3 separate regions of the Homo sapiens genome follow, and regions 1 and 2 are each linked to region 3. The links are chromatin loops, found by intact Hi-C in ENCODE. Cell type or tissue: IMR-90. All regions are shown on one strand.

Region 1 (5,000 bases), 92 kb after region 3:
ACCTACTAACTAACTTCTGAACTCTGAGAGACAGGAAGTATTTTTTTTCTGCTTTCCTGCAGAAGAGGAGGCAGATTTAGAAATAAATAATTACAGTATAACAGCTAAATACATAATTTCTGTAATAGCACAAAGGAGGTTATGTAACATTTCCCCTCAGGGCACTGGGGAAGGCAGCACAAAGTAAGGGACATTTGAGGCAGTCTTAATGTAAGAATGTTCACATTCCAGCGGGAGAATAGAGCAGGTGCAAAGGCCCCATAGGGTAGAGTGAGCCTGGCTTATTTGGGAAATGGCTGGTAGCACACTGTGGCCTAAGCCCAGCTATGTATGTGTAGAGAAACAGGCTGGACAAAGGTATGATTGGAGACTGATTGGGAAGAGCCATTGTTTGTTGTACTAGATAATTTGGAACATTATTTACTTATTTATTGACTATAAATGTCCTGGGCAGCATTGACATGGGTATAGTAATGTCACACCAGTTAAACAGATTTTAACTGTATTTAATATCAGGTTGTTAAAATTCCCTAAGGAAATTCTGTTTTCATTTTCATAGCTGTGCTTAATTTTGATGAATTATTTCTTTATCAAGTGAAGAGAGATTGACAGACTGATTGATTTTTAGAGACAGGGTCCCACTCTGTCACCAGGGCTGTAGTGCAGTGGCAAAATCATAGATTACTGTAGCCTTGAGCTCCTGGGCTCAAGCGATCTTCCTGCCTCAGCCTCTCAAGTAGCTGGGACTGCAAGCATGCGGCACCACGCCCAGCTATTTTTTTTACTTTTATTTTTGTAGAGATAGGGTCTTGCTATGTTGTCTAGGCTGGTCTTGAACTCCTGGTTTCAAGTGATCCTCCTGTCTCGATCTCCCAAAGTGCTGGGATTGCAGTTGTGAGCCACAGCATCTGGCCTAAGGGACTTAGTTAAAACAACATTCTACTACATATACCAAAAACATTTTCTTTAAATGGTATATCCTCTCTTACCAAAGTTGGTCAGCAGTCTTTAGTACCAGTGGTCAGCCCATTTTAGAAGTAGTTTGATTTTCAGAAGCCCCAGTTTTGCTGCCATAGTTTTCAATGGATTTTGAGGGTGGGGTGGTGTTTCTCCAAAAATATGTCTGTTAGGTTTAGAATAATAACCATTTAGGTTTTGAAAATTTACCTAAAAATGAATGTTTCTTATAATAGTGTAACTGTCCTTTCCTAGTGCCATTAAATTCTCATACCTTATAATGTGTTACTTTTAATGGATTTAATCCTAAATGATGTTTTACACCTGACTCATATTTGTTAATTCAGATTTATCCAGAAAACTAAAGTTTGTAGTAGTGTTGAATAATTTTCTTTTGCTTCTGCTTTCACTTGAACTCTGTTGTGGCATAACACAATGGACCTCTACCTCCTCTTCCCCCTGCTCCCCCTGCCATATCAGTGCTTCTCAGGAAATGTGAAGTGTTTTTACTTTAGAGATCACTGTAAAATGTTATACTTTTAATTGATTATGCCTGCCTTTGTGTGTATATGTGAAAATACTTCTCTTATGTAACTACCTTCTTTTAAAATGTAACTGCTACAACTGGTCTACTACCCTTGTTCAACTATTAGTAGCAAAGAATTTAATTACTGTAATTTTTTGACATTGATTGGCCCCTCTGTTACATATTTTCTCCTCCACTTTTGTTTTTTTTTTTTTTTTTTTTTTTTTTTTTTTTTTTTGGAGACGGAGTCTCTTTCACCCAGGCTGGAGGCATGATTTTGGCTCACCGCAACCTCTGCCTCCCGGGTTCAAGCGATTGTCCTGTCTCAACCTCCCGAGTAGCTGGGATTACAGGTACCCACCACCACCATGCCTGACTAATTTTTATATTTTTAGTAGAGATGGGGTTTCACCATTTTGGCCAGGCTGGTCTCTAACTCCTGATCTCAGGCAGTACGCCTGCCTCGGCCTCCCAAAGTGCTGAGATTACAGGAGTGAACCACCGTGCCTGGCCTCCTCTACATTTTTAAATTGATGATTAAGCTATATGATGGACATGTTGTGAAAGTAGAAGGTAGTTTTGCTCATGCCTAAATCATAAAATTAAGTGAAGGATCAGTGGAAGTATATCCTTTGATTATCATTCCTCGTGAATTGTTTTTGCACTTGGATGAATGTTATGTTAACATTCCGAGTCCTGGTACTAGAATTTGGACTTTTAGGAAGTGTGGAAGTCTTATCTGCATTATTTTATGGAACTTCAGAGTATTGAATAAAAGCTAAGGTTCCTGCCTCATTTATAGTTGGACATACACATTCCTTGCATTGTGCAGCTTTTCCACTGCATTAAAATGGAAGCCTGCATCCCTCTCTCCCACCCCAGTGTCTTGACTCCCCTTAGAAACCTCAGTTGGTATATGCTTTGGTTAAGTTAGAAGAATACATTCTTGCCAACTTTATTTCCCTAATAAAGGCACACAAGTTTTGCTTATGGGTGATGCTGAAAAGTAATAGACTATCCCATGGTATTGTAGAATTAAAGTGTGTGGTACCAGGTCCAAACACTTAGTGACTATATGTAATTAGTGGAGGCAGCTCATTTTTCATTAACAAACACATGATCAAATACTTGGTCACGCAAAACTCAGATGCCCATGTGTAACAACAACAAAAGTACTTTGGATTACTGCATTGGGGAAGGGTTTAACATCATGACCTAAGATTTACTTTTAAGGTTTTATGACCACGTGACTAAAATGTCTGTTTTCTGTGTAGGTCATTCCTGTTAATAGGGAGACTAACATTCAGAGCTTTCAAATGTCAGTAACAGAAATAAAAGAGAGAGAAGTGAGACTATTAAGGTCCAGACACTTCACATGTTAACTCATTTAATTCTCACAAATCTGTTATGTGTTGTAATCATTATCCCTCATTTTACAAAAAAGAAAACTGAGGCTCAGAAAGGTTATGTGACTTGTTCTCCCAACGGTATCATGTAAATATACTATTTTTTTCTTTAAAATGCTTTTGCCTGGTTCTTTATTTTTTTAATGTTTTGACCTGTCTGGAACTGATTACATTATTAAGCATCACGCAAAAACCATTCTTTTCCATAGTGCTATTCAATTATACAAACAACATTTACTAAAGAGTGAGACTTTATAGTGAAGATTGCTTAGGATTATCTGAAGTTCTTCCAGTTCCTGCCATGCAGCAGGATATAGTCTGAATAGATGCTTTCCCACTTCAACACTGCTTGGTATACCTTCACACTGCCATGCACTTGCTTAGATAATATTTAAATATCCACTTAAAAGCAAAAGTTCGGCCAGGCGTGGTGGCTCACACCTGTAATCCCAGCACTTTGGGACTCTGAGACAGGAGCAATTGCTTGAGGTCTGGAGTTCAAGACCAGCCTGGGCAATATGGTGAAACTCTGTCTATAAAAAGACGAAATTTAGCCAGGTGTGGTAGCGTGAGCCTGTAGTCCCCGCTACTCAAGAGGCTGAGGCAGGAAGATGGCTTGAGCCCAGGAGGTGGAGGTTGCATTGAGCCAACATTGCACCACTGCACTCCAGCCTGGCCAACAGAGCAAGACCCTCAAAAAAAAAAAAAAAAAAAGCAGAAAAAATGCAAAAGCTCAGGTGTGTCCTTTACTGCTAGCTTTCCCTAGAAAGTGCCTCAAAGAAAGAAAGAAGACCCATGACAATCTAATACATTTTTATAATTAAAAATGTATATAGCTTGCATTTGTGATTATGCAGTATTTATTTTATATTAAACCTCACATTTTATTATTATTTAGCTGTTACCTTATAAAATATTTATAGTAACAAATGTAGGTTTTTGATGTCTAAGATAAAGATAAATGCAGTAGTAAGGAGAAGTAATGCAAAATAAAATTTCATGTCCTTATGAGGGGAAAAGTGCATGGATTGAAATCACTTGCAGCCAATCTGTGGTAATTTTCTTGCCCCTGGGCCTGGCAGACTTAGAAGGTAAAAAGAACTGCATATGAAATGAAAACCACTTTTCTCCCAGTACTCATCTAACCTTGTAGAGGGTGTTAAATGTACACAAGATGTGTTAGGGGAAATTAAATATTAAAGCGTATATTTTATTCTTTCATAAAAAAGGAGACTGTATAATGTGATCCAAAAAACTAACCATTGTTTGTTTGTTTCTTTAGGATGGATTGGATGCTTTGGTATATGATTTGGATTTTCCTGCCTTAAGAAAAAACAAAAATATTGACAACTTTTTAAGCAGATGTAAGTAATTTTTTGTGGAGGTTAATGACAGACTTCATATAACTACATTTTCACTTATGTCATTCAAGCCCTTATTTTTTCTTCTATTTACTTTTTGGTGATTTCATCAATGATTTCTACATAGAATTTAGTAGGAAGTGTGAAAGAAACAATTTGGATGCCTGTTAGGAGAACCAAAATATTTTGAAGAGAAAGGGATGAAAAATAGTTAAAATAAGTATTCAAAAAACTGTGCATTGAGTTTGAATAACTGCACATTGAGTTTGAGTAACTGCTGAGACATGAGAATTTTTCTCCATGAAAGCTGTTTTATATTTAAATTTTACAGATATTCTTTTCCGAAGGCTCCTTTTTAGATTGGATTTTATCATTTAAAAATTTGATTAAATAACTTATAATTTCAAACTTTTAATCTTAAAGAATTGATAAGATTTAGATCATAAAGTCCTCCTTACTTTATTTATTTCTGTTTCTGAACTATAAATATTGATACATGTAAGTTTGATTGGTTTTGGTGTTATCTTTCAATTTTGGTTATATATGTTTTATTACAAAGGTTTTGTTTTTCTAAATAGTCATATCTTTTTGATTTTTTAAATCACTTCTATACTTTGAAATCTTGTATTAGAATTTTTTAATTTTATGATCTTTTAGTTTTTCAATTTTTAAAAAATTATTGTTTTATTTTCGTTTTTGAATATGGTGCCAGATTCTGAACTGAGAAGTTTTTAAGTATAAAAGTTTTAA
Region 2 (5,000 bases), 200 kb after region 3:
TTTTACCCACCATCGTGGCTGATTCAGAAAGGCTAAGCTCATAGTGCCATCAGCTGGCTTCATTGGCAGACTTAGGCTGGGAATCCATTTAGGTTTCAGAATCCTGACCTAATAAATTGACTTATTGAGCAAAGAGATTTTTAAATGTTTCTACTAGCTCCATTTTCAGTATATTTCTTAGAATATTAGTGTACTTTCAGGAATTTTGTTTTTAAGGTTATCAAAGTCCAAACCAAGTGGGGCGGGGAGTACTGGTAGCCATTCTCCCTTGCTAGAAGAGGCCAGTTAATACCTCTTTTCCTATTACTGTGTTCTTAATTTTGAGACTTTATAAAATCTCAACAGTGCTGAACCTTGACTTTCATATTGGAAGTAGAAATTAATGGATAGTCTTTGTCAATATTATTTACCTCTCTGTGGGTCAGATATTTTGCTAGTAAATTGAAAATCTGTATTAAATCCACCATTTACTAGATGCTCAAAAATGGTCCCTGGCAAATAAAGTTAAGGTTTTGCATTCATATCTAGGAAGAATTGTTAAAGAATGTTGATATTCATTCTTAATATTAGATAGTTACATATCATTCAAGTGTCTAAAAAATTTCTTGAAGGTAATGGCTAATGATTAATTTTTACTTCAGTTTAGAAAATAAGTAAATGAATATACGTACTAAAAAGGAGAGGGCTTTGAATAGATTAAGTTTACTCCAAGTTAAAATGATGGCTTTTTGAAATATGGGTCACATTTTTCAGTTTTTTTTTAAGTAGTTGGATGGATAAACTGACACTGCAACTTTTATTATTTCTCTTATATTTCATCATTCAGTATAAAGATTATAATTTAATTATCTTGCACATCTAGAACGCAGCCTCTATGAATCCTTAGTGGCCATTTTGTTATTAACTAGCTTAAATATTAAATCTCCCTTCTAAAATTCCCAATTCTAAAAACTTTATTTAAAAAATGTTACTCCTTCTCTGACTTATAACTCTTTGAAGTTCTTGAAGTCACCTTCATTCTCTTAATTCTTTTATGTCTTTATCTTCTCTTTGGTTCTGTAGCAGGTTGTGACCTAGCACACAATACAAACATAAAGATTACCCTTACGGTTATGGGTGCCTGTTGCCTAGATGACAAAAAACTTTAATGTGATAACTGTTTCTTTTCCTCATTCTTTCTCTTTCCTTCTTTTGGAACTGTTAACCTAGACATCTGAAGAGAATGTAGAAATAGATGATGGATTAGGAAAACTTGGTATTGATACTCCAGTAATATTCATTATCTCTTATGGATTATTTGTATCATACCCTTTTCCATCCAGCTTGACCTTAGGTTATGTAACTTAAACCTGAAAATGGTGGATCTCTTGGTGTGTTTCCCAATATTTGAATATATGAATGTTTCTGACCTTGCCCAAATCTAGTGATTTGAAGTTGGTGTATCTGACTTGTTGAGTATTAATTAATTTTCTTTTTTATATCACTTTTGAATTTAATTAAAGTGTTTTGAAATGGTTCTTTAGCCCTGTTTCTTAAGCAGTATGTTTGTGGTATAGCTAAATAAATTAGGTAGTCTTCAGAGGTTAGCTCTGATGTTTGAATTGGCTATATCGAGTATTGATGTACATGTAGTTAGATTGTCTCTTATTTGGGTAAAGAAATCGCTGATATTGCAGTAATATACATCTAACTTCTTATAAGTTAAAATTGTTCTACAAATATATTGTATAAAATTTAGAGCCAAGTTGTTTTTGTACATATGTAGAATATTATTAAGGATAATCCAGACTTAGAGGTTCTCTCAGTGGGAGTTTCATTTAGTTATCTGGAGAAGCTGTTTTCTGTGCTTGTGATATAAAAGATGGAATTTACAGCGTTATACCTCCAGATCACCACTTAAGTTACAGGTGGTCCCGATTTTAGAGGAGGTCTTTATATATTTTAAAAACTGGTAAGTATATTATCTTGCAACTATGGTAGGCGTAAGGAAAGGAAACGCAGGAGAAGCTAGTATGTATTTTTTTATCTGTTATTATTGAGCTTAGTTCAGTTGCTTCTCTGAGGGAATTCACCAGATGGAAAAACTAAAATTTTCTCCCATGACATTGTTGTAAATTGGCAAAAACCTTCACATATTCTTGACACCTTTATTTGCATTCCAGATTTCTTCATTTAATTTATTTTCTCCCTGACCCTCTTCATTTAATTTAAATATGAGCAAATGTAGAATTCTGGCTTATTTGACTCATAAGATTCCCTTGATATATAAAATTTCTAAGGAACACTGAAATGACAGATAAAGCCATACCATATAACAACTTATTGAAGATATATTAAAACTGGCAGGTTAACCCACATCTAGAGCCAGAAAGCATAAATATTTTTGACATTGATTGTCACAAAGAAATAATGTGAAAGTATAGGGTATTTTGGCATACAAATTTTGTGTAAATGTCAAGAATTCAAAGGCTTTTATATCTTTGTTTTTGGTGAGGAATTACTAATACTAAACAACTTTGTATTATCAGATATTAAGACTCCTTTTCATTCTCACTAATGTTCATCTTAATGTTTTCCAAACTACACTTTAAAACCAGAGCTGCAATTTCTACCACACTAATGGGAAAATTTCTGGCAATAACTTTTTTGCTTTTATAAGATAAAATATTGGTGAATGATCAATATGTGATCAACAGTCTTCTGCATGCTATTTAGTATAAAACTGCCTGTTTGGTTTTTAAACTGGAACCACTATTTACAAAGGATGACTTTAATTGGCTAATTCAGAAAAATGCAGAATTACAAAATAATCAACAAATATCTGTCAAGTACCACCTCGTTGTGTCATTTGCCATGGGATATATAAAATCAAGTGTTAAGATATGGTCCTTGCTCTCACAAAACTTACCAAGGAACTACCTAAGCAACAAAATAATTACTTCATGAACTAAATTGCAGCAATTAAAGCCAGGTGCTGTGGTACATGCCACTGCTTAGGAAGCTGAGGCTCAGGAGTTTGAGGCCAGCCTGGACAACGTAACAAGACTTCATGTCAAAAAAAAAAAAAAAAAAAAAGGAAAAAGAAAAATGTTGGGAGAAGAGAGGGATCATTTTGAACTAAAGTTACCTCACCATTTCCTCCATTTTAACAATTTATATGAAGAGGAATAACACAAGCAAAGGTGTGGAGACATTACGTACCTGGTGGGAGTAGGGGAAAAAAATATTTCCCACAATTCAGTCAACTGCAGAGCTTGTTTGCGAACAGAATAGTGTTGTGCTCTAGAAACATAAGCTCAGAAATTAGACTGCCGGGGTTTGAAACCATAGAGCTTTGATAGATACTGATAGAGTTGCCTTGCCCAAGTCCGTTTACCCTGCTAAGCCTTAGTCTCTTCTTTTGTAAGTGAAAGATGACAGTAGAACCTTTTCCGAATTCCTCGGAATATAATATCCTGTATTCATGGACTTATACATAGGTTAAATATGAGATATTATAAAGCATGTGGCAAATAGTAAATTTATGAATAAATAAATCAGTAAATGTTACCTATTGTTAACTGTTACTGTAAGACTGAGTTTATAGCTTTTAAATTATATGAAGGCGGACAATATATTGCCTTAGGATTACCATTTGAATGATAGTATAATCTCATATTTTAGTGTCATACTTTGAAATTGGTTATTTTTCTATTCTTTTGTGTTTCAAATATAAGGTAGATACGGAAAATAGTTAAATTGAATGGATTTTCTTATTTCCAACCTGATCTAAAATAACTATTTCTAATGGAGTTGTCTTTATCCCCCAGATATTTCTAGTAGACATTAGTTATATTTAAACAATAGTAATAATTATTATAAAATGCCTTGATCAAATAGTCAAGGAATTCCTGGTATGCACGTACTAGTTGAAATAATGGCAGTAGACCAAATGGATTCTGTGTTGTTTTTACTGTTGATCAAATTGTGATATCAGAAACTTAAGAGGCTTTAAAACTCTTTAGTTTGAGTAGAATTGCAATTGAACTTAGCACTAGAGTTAAGTGCTCCCCTCAACCAAATTTGGGCAATTTTATTGAAATAGTTACAAATTCAAATTGAAGTTGTTTTACCAAAAAGCTTAATCAGAATATTGTACTGAGAAAACAAATAAAATACTTGTCTCTTATTCTTTATATCTAGTTGATTCTGCCTGCATTCCTTATTTATTTATCTTCTATTCTTGTCTTCTGTGAGTAATAGGACACTTCTATACTTTTGCTTGCTCTTTCTTGTGTAAATCATGGCTCTGATTTGTTCCACTTGCTGCATTATTTTTTTCTTTCTTTTTTTTTGCTGATTATTTTTATATGAATGTTAAATGATAAAGTCTTCTACATCATATCCCATTTAAGCTGCAATCCATTCCAGTCTTGCCTGGCTCTTAAGGGTATTGTTACTTCATACTTTTGTAATTGATTACTAAATGTTAAATTGTATGGGAAAAGTGGCTTGGAATTTTTTTCTGCAATATTTGTATGGCCATTAAAGTTGATTTGTGTGATTGAAGCATGGAAGAGCAAATTATAGCACTTATTCATTTAGTTGTGTTCAATTGCTTGTTGCTGCATGCTGTCAGACAACTTTTAATAGTTTTTCTTTTGTTACAATTTAAGACTGACTAATACATATATTCTTTTTCTCCTAGAGTCAAGAATTGAAGGTTGGCTTTCAGTACCAAATAGAGGAAATATCAAACGATATGGCTGGAAGAAACAGGTACCATATACCTAATTATTTTCTAACTGGTATTTTGTTCTATATTTTACTTTGGAGCATAGAACTTATATTAGCTACTTTTTTTTACTAGCATTTATTTTACATTAATACAGTATAATCTAGATATTAGTGGCAAATATTATGCTTATCACTTTAAACCAAGTTAATGTTGCTCTTGTAACTCTTCCCCCCTTTTTCTTATTTCAGTATGTTGTGGTAAGCAGCAAAAAAATTTTGTTCTA
Region 3 (5,000 bases):
GGGAGCTTTTACTCATGGGACAAGGCAAAGCAGGAGAAGGCACCTTACATGGCGAAAGCAGGAGCAAGAGAGAGAGAGTTTGGGGAAGGCGCCACACACTTTTAAACAACCAGATCTCATGAGAGCTCACTCACTATCATGAGGACGGCACCAAGATGATAGAGCTAATCCGTTCATGAGAAATCCACCACCATGATCGAATCACCTCCCATCCCACCAGGCCCCACCTCCAACATTGGGGATTACAATTCAACGTAAGTTTCAGAGGGGATACATATCCAAAGTATATCAGGGGACTAAGACTTTTCAATGGATTCTCAGTAAACTTTATTCAAAAAAAGATTTCTCCTAAAAGATAATCCATCCATCTTGGGGTTTTTTTTGGTTTTTGTTTGTTTGTTTGTTTTGAGACAGGGTCTCACTCAGTCACCCCAGGCTGGAGTACAGTGGTATGATCTCAGCTCACTGCAACCTCTGCCCCCTGGGTTCAAGTGATTCACACCTCAGACACCCAAGTAGCTGGCATTATAGGGGTGTGCCACACTAAAAAAGCCCAGCTAATTTTTGTGTGTTGGTTTGTTTGTTTGTTTTGAGACGGAGTCTCACTCTGTCGCCCAGGATAGAGGGCAGTGGCGTGGTCTTGGCTCACTGCAATCTCTGCCTCCTGGGTTCAAGCAATTCTCCTGCCTCAGCCTCCCGAGTAGCTGGGACTATGGGCATGGGCCACCACATCTGGCTAATTTTCTGTATTTTTAGTAGAGGCGGGGTTTCACCATGTTGGGCAGGCTGGTCTCAAATGCCTGACCTCAGATGATTCACCCGCCTTGACCTGCCAAAGTGCTGGGATTACGGGAGTAAACCACTGCGCCCAGCCATTTTTGTGTTTTTTTTTTTTTTTTTTTTTTTTTGTAGAGAAAGGGTTTTGTTAGGTTGTCCAAGCTGGTCTCAAACTCCTGGCCTCAAGCGATCCACCTGCCTCGGCCTCCCAAAGTGTTGGGTTACAGGTGTGAGCCACCCCACCCGGCTGAGAATCCATCTTCTAGATAAGAAATAGAGTATATTGAGAATGAATATTTTTCTCCTGCTTTGTATGTGTGTTTACACACACACACACACATACACACACACATAATTTTAATGATGGAATTAAAAGAACTTAAATACAGGACTTAAGTTAAACTTTTATTCTCTTAGAATGGTTCAACTCTTTTATCAGTTGATGTCATAATTTAGTAGTCACATAAACACATACATAAAATGTTTTAGTTTCCTAAGTAAACCATGAAACACCAAAAATAAAATCACTGGTGGGGCGCGGTGGCTCACACCTGTAATCCCAGCACTTTGGGAGGCTGAGGCGGGCGGATAGCTTGAGTTCAGGAGTTCAAGACCAGCCTGGGCAACACGGTGAGACCCCATCTCTACTAAAAATACAAAAAAAAAAAAAAATAGCTGGGCATGCTAGTACACGCCTGTGGTCCTAGCTAATCAAGGGGCTGAGGTGGGAGGATTGATTGAGCCTGGGGGCAGAGGTTGCAGAGGGCCAAGATTGTGTCACTGCACTCCAGCCCGAGTAACAGACTGAGAACTTGTCTCAAAACATTAAAACAACAACAAAAACAAAATCACCTTAATAATAAATTAGTTTTTCTTAGTTTCTAAAGGAAATTCAGGCTTTCATTTTGACTCAAAATGATGATACATAAAATTCTTATAAATTATTATTTGGAAGCCAACAAGGAGGGTAATGACATAAATTATAAAAGTTCAAGTGGATGCCTGAAAAATATTTTTGTAACTCAGGAGATAATTGTTTACATATTGTGCAACTATATTGTTATTGTTACTGCAACTCAGGCTTTTAGAAGGAAGTTTTACATGGAAAAAATTATTTCCTACCTCCGAGTTGGTGACCAACCAATGAATTTAGAGATTAATTTCAGTATAATCTTTCAGCTGATTACTTTTAATTAAGTAGTAAAAGGAAACTACAAACAGATGAGATATGCTTTTTTTTTTTTTTGGTGTATGATTGGCAAGGGACAAAAAAACAAATTATGCTGAGTAATTGCATGGTGCATGTTTCAGCAAAGCATAAGGAGACACCAGGAAATAAATTACAGGTAAAGCTAATCAATACAAGGGCAGGGAGTTTTGAAGAAGACAGCAAAAGAAAGATTTTGTTAAAAGCGAATATGAGGAAAGTTATAAATGTGTATATTGTTAATAGCTCAAATGCCCAAATACATTTTAAGTAATGCCCTTAATTAAATGTAAATAGCAAACTTAGTAGTTACGTCAACTTCTTTCTTAGTAACATGTTTAAAGCAGATTACAAATCTCTTAGTAACAATGTAGCCGCAGTCCTTCTTGAAAAAAAAAAATTGCTTCTCTTCAGTTGGTTCTGAAAGACAATATATTTCTAGAAATGAAATTTGCTACCAATGAGGTCTTATTTTGTAGGTGAATTATGTGACTTTTAACTTGCAGTATGCTTGTTGAAAGTACATTTAATTTTCCAAAGGAAAGTTCTCCACAAGGTTAAACAAAAGGTTTAACAAAAGTTTGAAAGTCCTGCTAAAGATTTCCTAAGAGCTCTCATCTTGCTCGCTTCCATTTTACTTCTGCTTCTCTGTGGTCACTATTACTGTGCAGGAAGCAATTTTGCAAGCATTTATATGGCTGTGAGCCATGCATGAGTCAATTAGATTGCCTATTTTTTAAATCTCTCTAACAGTTTATAGAACAGACTAACCCCTTCACTCGCACTGCATCTGACTTGGATTCTGCCCTTTTGAGGAAGAATACATTAGACCAAAAAAAAAAAAAAAAAAAGGCATCTCACTGAGATGAGGACAGAAAGTATCAAACTCTTCTTCCTCTTCTCCCTTTAAAAATGCTCCACAAGGCCAGATGTGGTGGCTCATGCCTGCAATCCCAGCACTTTGGGAGGTCGAGGATCACTTGAGTCCAGGAGGTCGAGACTAGCCTGGGCAGTATAGTGAGACCCTGTCTCTAAACAGCAACAACAACAAAAACAAAAAAACAAAAGCTATACAAACTCCTCCTGAGAGTTATTTGAAATGCACATACAATGCTCAGATAACAGCAATTCTTTAGTAACAGGGTCTAACAGATCATTGTCAGCCCCCTATTCTTCCAGATTTGTTTATTTTAGGATAACTTAGCTGCATTGCAAATAACTTTCCATAAGAGATCCCCCTTCCATGAATGCAGGTCTGTATAGATAGAAGAGAAAGTGCTGTAATATAACAGCCTGTTCAGTATCCGTCTAGGCCAGTATTTAAGCTAAATATAATGGACTAATAAAAATGGGTAATACAAAAACAGGAGGTAGAATAATTTTTTTTTCTTTTTTTTGAGATGGAGTCTCACTCTTTGCCCAGGCTGGAGTGCAGTGGTGCGATCTCAGCTCACTGCAAGCTCCGCCTCGCCGGTTCACGCCATTCTTCTGCCTCAGCCTCCCGAGTAGCTGGGACTACAGGCGCCTGCCACCACGCCCGGCTAATTTTTTGTATTTTTAGTGCAGACAGGTTTCACCGTGTTAGCCAGAATGGTCTTGATTTCCTGACCTCGTGATCCGCCCGCCTCGGCCTTCCAAAGTGCTGGGATTACAGGCGTGAGCCACTGCGCCTGGCTGAATAAAAATATTTTTAATATCCTTTGGGGGCAGCAGTTTTGCCTTCCTTCCTTTTTTAGTTCCTTCCTTCTGCCTTTCATTTCTATTTGTTGATGTGGCTAATATTAGCATTAGTTTGCATTCCCTGAGCACAGAGCAGATGCCTAGGTCACTTGTGATGAGAAGTGAACTAATAATGTGCTGAAAAAATTTCATTTGGAATGTCTGCCTCATATGTTTTCATCGTAAGAACTTACTTGCCTGCCTTGATAACTGGATGCTATTTTGTTCTACATATGCCATCTCTTTTGGGCCTTCAGCAATTGATGTTGACTATTTAGCTACATAGGAGCAGGGACTGGACCTCATTTTACTCATCATTGCAGCCTAAGAACTTAGCAGAACATGACATAGAGTAGGCACTCAATAAATATTAAGGAATGAAGTGACTTTGGGTTAGTTTTTCTGATCATTTACACATGCAAATGAATAAAGACAACTGCATTGAACTAGCCATGCTAAAATTAGTTGCCCTTCCTCAAACACACCATGTTCTCTGTATCTCCCTGTATTTCCACCCATTTTTTTATTCAAGTAGAATTTCTTATAGCCAGCCTTTTACCTATACCTTCCTACTTTAGATTCCTAATTAGCCCTCATTTTTAGATGAAACAAAATTGTGATATTTCTTCCTACACACGGTGCACAGCATCTCATACAGACTGGTCTCTTATGACATTGTGATGGCTTATTGGTCTAAAAGGATGCTCTCTCCCTAGTCTATTCATTCCTTAAAGGAAGGTGAGATGGTTAATTTTATATGATGGCTTGACTGGGATACGAGATGCCCAGGCAGCTGGTTAAGCATTATTTCTGGGTGTGTATGAGGGTATATCTGGAGAGATTAGCATTGGAATAAGTGGACTCAACGAAGCAGATGGCCTTCCCCATTGTGGGTGGGCATCAGCTAATCTGTTGAGGACCTGAATAGAACAAAATTGTGGTGGAAGGTTGAATTCACTCTCTGACTCCTTAGGCTAGGACATTGATCTTCCCCTGCCATCAGTGCTCCTGATTCTCAGGCCTTCGAATCTGGTCTGGAATCTACATCACCGTCTTACTGGCACTCAGGATCTTTGAACTACACCACTGGCTCTCCTGGGTTTCCAGCTAGTAGATGGCAGATCATGGGACTTCTCAGTGCCCATAATCACATAAGCCAATTCCTTATAATACATTTCTTCAGCCAGGTGCAGTGGCTCACGCCTGTAATCCCAACACTTTGGGAGGCCAAGGTGGGCAGATAACCTGAGGTCGGGAGATGGAGACCAGCCTGACCAACATGGAGAAACCCCGTCTC

Evidence for each region. Peaks named below come from ENCODE experiments on the same cell type or tissue, not always from the same donor. Only the 100,000 strongest peaks of a DNase experiment are listed, where the experiment ranks them.
Region 1: it touches region 3 in a loop (5-fold over the local background); 3 of 110 quality-filtered maps call a loop at or near these places.
Region 2: a loop joins it to region 3, with 5 times the contacts of the local background. A loop is called at or near these places in 30 of 110 quality-filtered maps.

Annotation. Positions count from the first base shown.
Region 1 is chr18:21,069,785-21,074,784 of GRCh38, reverse strand. ROCK1 (Rho associated coiled-coil containing protein kinase 1) reads left to right here. Exons shown (of 33, transcript NM_005406.3): 2 at 4,172-4,253. Among named protein-coding and RNA genes, the nearest start is that of ROCK1, 40 kb to the left of the region's middle. In IMR-90, no CTCF peak of the experiment used is centred here; no DNase peak of the experiment used is centred here.
Region 2 is chr18:20,959,894-20,964,893 of GRCh38, reverse strand. It overlaps ROCK1 (Rho associated coiled-coil containing protein kinase 1), which reads left to right. Exons shown (of 33, transcript NM_005406.3): 28 at 4,688-4,758; 29 at 4,966-5,000. Among named protein-coding and RNA genes, the nearest start is that of ROCK1, 150 kb to the left of the region's middle. In IMR-90, no CTCF peak of the experiment used is centred here; no DNase peak of the experiment used is centred here.
Region 3 is chr18:21,161,771-21,166,770 of GRCh38, reverse strand. All of the region lies in intron 2 of LOC107985161 (a long non-coding RNA gene), which reads left to right. Among named protein-coding and RNA genes, the nearest start is that of ROCK1, 52 kb to the right of the region's middle. In IMR-90, no CTCF peak of the experiment used is centred here; a DNase peak (open chromatin) is centred at 2,690; H3K4me3 peaks cover 649 bases; H3K27ac peaks cover 991 bases.